Linked DNA regions of Mus musculus: region 2 is linked to region 1. Evidence: chromatin loops called from intact Hi-C (ENCODE). Cell type or tissue: gastrocnemius. All regions are shown on one strand. Links, peaks and the distances in the headings refer to the core of each region. The heading gives the core; the rest is flanking DNA. Region 1 overlaps Phyhd1 (phytanoyl-CoA dioxygenase domain containing 1). Region 2 overlaps Zer1 (zyg-11 related, cell cycle regulator).

Region 1 (2,909 bases), core at 119-2,618:
AATAAGACCCTGTCTCAAAACAAACAAGCAAATATTCTATCTGAACAGTGCTAGCAATACATACATTACAAAACCTTGCTGTGTCTCCTACAGAAGGTGCCTCTCCCTGTCTCCGCCCAGCACTGCAGCTGTATTGCCGGGGAAAAGAGCAAAGTTTAAGTGCAAGGTCATTGCTTCTTAGGGCTGGGAAGATGGCTCAGTGAGCTCTTTTAAGAACCCAGGTTCAAGCCGGGCATGGTGGCACATGCCTTTAATCCCAGCACTCGGGAGGCAGAGGCAGGCAGATTTCTGGTTCGAGGCCAGCCTGGTCTACAGAGTGAGTTCCAGGATAGCCAGGGCTCTACAGAGAAACCCTGTCTCGAAACAACCAAAAAAGGGCTGGTGAGATGGCTCAGTGGGTAAGAGCACCCGACTGCTCTTCCGAAGGTCAGGAGTTCAAATCCCAGCAACCACATGGTGGCTCACAACCATCTGTAACAAGATCTGACGCCCTCTTCTGGAGTGTCTGAAGACAGCTACAGTGTACTTACATATAATAAATAAATAAGTCTTTAAAAAAAAAAAAAAAAGAAAAACCAAAAAAAAAAAAAAAAGGAAAGAAAAAAAAAAAAAAAAAGAACCCAGGTTCAATTCCAGCACCCCAAACCACACCACCATCTCCACTTCTTCTTCTTCCTCCTCCTCTTCTTCATTTGTTTTTGATTTTTTTTTTCAACACAATTCCTCTGTATCTGGCTATCCTAGAACTCACCTTGTAGAGTGACCAGCCTAGAACTCACTGAGATTCACCTGCCTCTGTGTCCTGTGTTGTGTGCATTGGTGTTTTGCCCACGTGTATATCTGTATGAGTATTGGGCCCCTGGAACTGGAAGTACATGAGCTACCATGTGGGAACTGGGAGCTGGGAATTGAACCTTGGTCCTCTGGAAGTGCAGCCAGTATGCTCAACCAATGAGCCATATCTCTAACATCACCCTTTCTTCTTTCAACATTCCTACCTCTGCAACCACCGGACTGTTAGAGTCTTCTCGGTAAGTAACTAGGGAGAGGGACAGGGTTCGGCCCCCTCATTCCTTAGAGTGTGTCTGTCCTGCTAGTTGGAAAAATTCTCAGTCTGTTATGTGTCTTCTTCTGAAGCCTCCATCCTTCCTCCTCCCCTCTCTGGGAGAAAGCAGTTTCTGGCTGCTGTAATTCTATTTATGTCCACCAGATGGCAGAAGCCCCTTGGCATCAGTATAAGGTGAGCCCTGTTGCCTGAACCACTAAAAAATTCAGACTAAGAAGGGTTAAGGGAACTGGTTGGAAGAACCACCTATCCTGCCAAACTGTGTTGAGTCTGAGGAAGCAAGAGGCCTTCCTAGTCTGGTTGGGAGATGACTCACCCAAGAGTGGCCTATCACAGGGCTCACTCTGGTCACAGAGAGTTCTTTGTGACCAGAGAATTTGAGAAACTGCAGCAGGTCAACGACCAGCATCATTTGATATCAGAGAGGTGGATTCAAGTCTCTATCAGTTACAAACTGTGTGGTTGGAGCAGCACAATATTACCCAGAGAAAAGCCCCGCTTTTCCCATTGCCAAGCGAGAATAATAATAGCCACCTTATAAATTCATAGTGTGGAGGAATACAGCACAGCTCTTTAGCCTGGTACCCGGCATACAGATGGCTGAGGTCTGATCCCTTGTCAGAAGTCTGTGTGTGGCCTTAGGGTCCTCCCGTCCAGTCCAGACTGCTGCCTAAGACTGAGCACCCACCAAAACCAGACGCCCACCCTCAGCGCCCCAGGTACCTGCCTGGGTTTGAAGTTGCTCATCTTCCTGGGTGGAAAATTCTGTCCGGCAGTGCAGAGGGACATCCATCTCAGCTACAATCTCACCGATCCTCTGCTGCATGGCCACACACTCATCCGCTGTGAAGAATCCTTCCAACAGCAGAAACCCGTCCTCCTGGAACTGCAGCAGGGACAAGACTCAGGCTCCTTCCGCCCTCGCTCATTCCTTATATCCATGTTGGACCACAAACTCGAACCAAGATCAAGTGTCCTGCTCATGGCTCTGCCCCCCACCCTGGACATGGGCATCCAGTGCTTAGTGAGGAGCCGTCAGTACTGGCTGCTTGCATCTTATCGAGGAAGGGGAAGTGGCAGCTGCCTCTGCTCTTGCCCTCCAATGGGTTTGGGACATACGGAAACATTTGCTCATTTGTGTGTTAAAGTGCAGGTGTGAGTGTAGAACATGTGTGAGAACTGCAGGTGCGCATGTGCAGGGGCATCAGGAGAGGACATACGGTGCCCCTCTTCCACTTTCTATTTCTGAGGCTCTCCTTGAACCTAGGCTGTTTTCTTCATTAGACTGGCAGCCTGTGAGCCCTGGCGATCTGAGCTGCAGGTGTGTGCAGCTCATGGAGTGGGTGCTGAGATTTGAACTCTGATCTTCATGCTTGCAGAAGCACTCTTAACCACCGACCCCGCCTAACTCCCTTGTTTTGTTTTTATTTGTTTGAAGACAGGGAGGCCTCAAACTCAAGATCCTCCTGCCTCAGCCTTCTAATGCTGGCTTTGGAGGCTATTCCAATCCCGACTAAGCATTGCGAGTACGAGACAGCTTCAGCAGATGGACATGTGATTATGAACCAGCCACCCTCCACACTCACACAATTTATAGTCCAGTGAAGGAGACCCATGCATCCCTTACCATCAGACAAACATACCATCCCACATCACACTGACTTACAGGGAGACAAGGGCAGGGTTTTGAGAATTAAAGGCAAAGAATCTACGAGGTGAAGGGGTCAATGGGCAGCTTGGAGGAAGTGGGGTTAAAGGAAGAGCAGAACATTGGGAAGCAAAGAGATAGGAAAGAGCATTAAAGACAGAGAACAGGAAGTACAAAGCCTGTGGGCACTGGACG
Region 2 (2,909 bases), core at 278-2,777, 160 kb after region 1:
GTGCTGAACGCCATCGAGGCCTACACAGAGCACCGGCCCGAGATCACATCCAGGGCCATCAACCTGCTGTTTGACATTGCACGCATTGAACGCTGCAACCAGCTTCTGCGGGCCCTGAAGGTCAGCTCAGAACCCAAGGCCCTCAGGCTCCCAGATACTGCTGCCCTCCTTCTCTGTCCTTCTGCACCCAGCCCTGATCCCAGGGGAACAGGTAGTCTTGCCTTGCAAACCTCCGCCCTTTGGCAGTGCTGGCCTCACTGCCAGCCTGTCCAGGCCCTGCCCTAGTTTCTGATCTCACATCTCCCCAGGAGAGCAAGTCTAAGGTCAGCCTTTCCCCAGAGAAGACACGGTGACTTAAAGAGCCCAGGCTGTCTTTGCCTGCCTCTGGCAGTGCCCCAGCTCCAGCCCCTTCCCTGTGTTCACACAGCTGGTCATCACAGCCCTCAAGTGTCACAAGTATGACAAAAACATTCAAGTGACCGGCAGTGCTGCCCTCTTCTACCTGACCAACTCCGAGTACCGCTCGGAGCAGAGCGTCAAGTTGCGGCGGCAGGTCATCCAGGTGGTGCTGAATGGCATGGAGTCCTACCAGGAGGTGACGGTGAGCCCCTGCCTGCTGCGGCCTGCATGCTTAGGCCCAGTATCCCTTCCTGCTCCCCAGGCTCCCCAGGCTTAGGGGGCCTTTGCCAACTCTCCTCGCACAGTTGCTGTCCCAGAAACCTGCCCCTGGCACACAGGGACCGCAGAAGCTGGCTTCAACTGCAGTCCCCTGCCTGTGGCCATCCTACCTCTGCCCTCTGTGTTCCTGATTTGCCATTTTCTCTGCCCCTCTCTCCCTATCATTGTTGGGGGTGGGGGAGTTCTAAAAACAGGTGGTATCTGTTTTTAATTATAAAATAATAAACATTTACCATAGAACAGTTACAAAGACATGAAAAACACCTAAAACTCTACCACACACCTAGCCTTCCCCTGCCGTCCTTACTCTGAGATGTGGTCTATGCATGAGAATTTAGTAAACAGGTTGTCTGCACCACTCTGCATGTTTGTGTAATGTGGATGCCATTTGTTTTGTTTTCTTTTCTTCTCTTTTGAGACAGGGTCTCACTCTAGCTCTCTCTGGCAAGTCCTTACATGAACCAGGCTGGCCTCGAACTCAGAGCTCTGCCTGCCACAGCCTGTAGAGCTGAATAACGATGCGCACCGCATCGTTACTTCCAGCTTCACCAGGGCTGGCACTAAAGGCGTGGTGCACATCAGTGTGTTTGAGCTCTGCTTTGAAGATGTGGCCTACCCAAAAGAGAAAAAGAATGGGGATCAGGCATACCGGCTCTTGCCTGTGAGCCCAGCCTCAGGAGACTGAGGTGGGATTGAGGTCTGGGCTTCAGTGTCAAACCCTGTCTCAAGAAGAAAATCAAGAAAATGGGGCAAGGACAGATGGTTCAGCAGTTTAGAGCACTGGCTACTGTTGCAGAGGACCCAGGTTCAAATGGCATATCTCACACCCATCTGTAACTCCAGTCTCAGGGATGCAGCACCCTCTTCTGGCCTCAGTGGGCACAGCATGCATATGGTACACAGACATATGTGCTAGCAAAACACCTACATACATAAAATTAAAATCAAGAAATAAAAGGAGTTGTTGTTGGGTGGTGGTGGCACACTCCTTTAGTCTCAGCAGTCAGGATACAGAGGCAGGCAGATCTCTGGAGTTCCAGGCTAGCCTGGTCTACATAGTGAGTTCCAGGACAGTCAGAGCTACACAGAAGAACCTCTCAGAAACAACAACAACAAAGGAGCTAGGACAGTAGTTTTCTGCAGAAATTGTAGCATATAAACATTGTAAAGGGTTGGTTACCTTTAAACTTTAAGGCTAGGGCAGATGCAGGAGGACTCTCTCTGAGTTTGAGGCTAGCTTCATCTACACAGTGAGTTCCAAGACAGCCAGGGCTACACAAAGAAAGCCTATTTCAAACAAGAAAAAAAAAAGCAAAATAAGCTTTCTCAAATTACAGTATTTGGGGCCGGGGTGTAAGTCAATGTTGGAGTATTTGCCTAGCATGTACAGAGCATGGGGTCCGGGGCTCGGCTCCCAGCATTGTAAAACTGTGTGCGTGTGTGTTGTATGATAAAGGGAAAAGCAAGGTGTTGCCTAAGGGGCCATACCCTCTAAACAGTGTATTCGATAAAGCATGGAGAGTGACAATACTTAATAAAGAAGAATGTAGGGCTGGGTTGATGGCTCAGTGCTCAAGTTAAAGGCACTTGTTACAAGCAGATCTTTGTGAATTCCAGGACAGCAGGACAGCCAGGGATACACAAAAAAAGCCTGTCTTGAAAGCCACACACACACACACACAAACTTTTACTATTACCCCTGCAGAGAACATGGGTTTAGTTGCCAACACCCATTTGGTGGTGGCTCCCAAGTGGCTGTAATTCCAGATCCAAGGAATCCAGCACTGTCTGCCCTCCCCTGTCACAATGCATGGTGCATCTATGCAGGCAAAACACTCAAAATATGTTTAACAAGGAAGAAAAGGAGATTAAATGACGACCAGTATAGTACATTTATGCATCATCATAAATGTTCAGGCTGGGAAAGAACAACTGAGAAGGGGTGTGGCCAGATGCCTGTACACAGCCACCTGGATGACAGCCTGGTGCTGTCTAGCAACATGAACATGTGTCCACCTACACCTTCTGATCCAGAGAGCCCTCAAGCAAGCCAGGCTTGGTGGAGGGAAGAGGATCAGAAGTTCAGTGTCATTATTATTTTATAATAAATAAAACTTAAAAAAAAGAAAAGACAGCAAGTATTAGTTGAGCCTGGTGGTATAGTAAGGCAGCAAGGGTGGGAGTTAAAAGCTAGCCCTGGCTACGTGATCCTCAGCTCAGCCCGGACTACG

The links. Peaks named below come from ENCODE experiments on the same cell type or tissue, not always from the same donor. Only the 100,000 strongest peaks of a DNase experiment are listed, where the experiment ranks them.
Region 2: it touches region 1 in a loop (1.8-fold over the local background); 3 of 42 quality-filtered maps call a loop at or near these places.

The regions. Positions count from the first base shown.
Region 1 is chr2:30,268,732-30,271,640 of GRCm38, reverse strand. Phyhd1 (phytanoyl-CoA dioxygenase domain containing 1) reads right to left here. Exons shown (of 11, transcript NM_001252570.1): 2 at 1,794-1,952. Among named protein-coding and RNA genes, the nearest start is that of Phyhd1, 3.4 kb to the right of the region's middle. In gastrocnemius, for the core only: a CTCF peak has its summit at 1,201 (motif pointing right); a DNase peak (open chromatin) is centred at 1,251; H3K4me3 peaks cover 348 bases; H3K27ac peaks cover 1,847 bases.
Region 2 is chr2:30,105,187-30,108,095 of GRCm38, reverse strand. Zer1 (zyg-11 related, cell cycle regulator) reads left to right here. Exons shown (of 16, transcript NM_001290503.1): 7 at 1-120; 8 at 428-601. Among named protein-coding and RNA genes, the nearest start is that of Zdhhc12, 13 kb to the right of the region's middle. In gastrocnemius, for the core only: a CTCF peak has its summit at 1,559 (motif pointing left); a DNase peak (open chromatin) is centred at 1,541.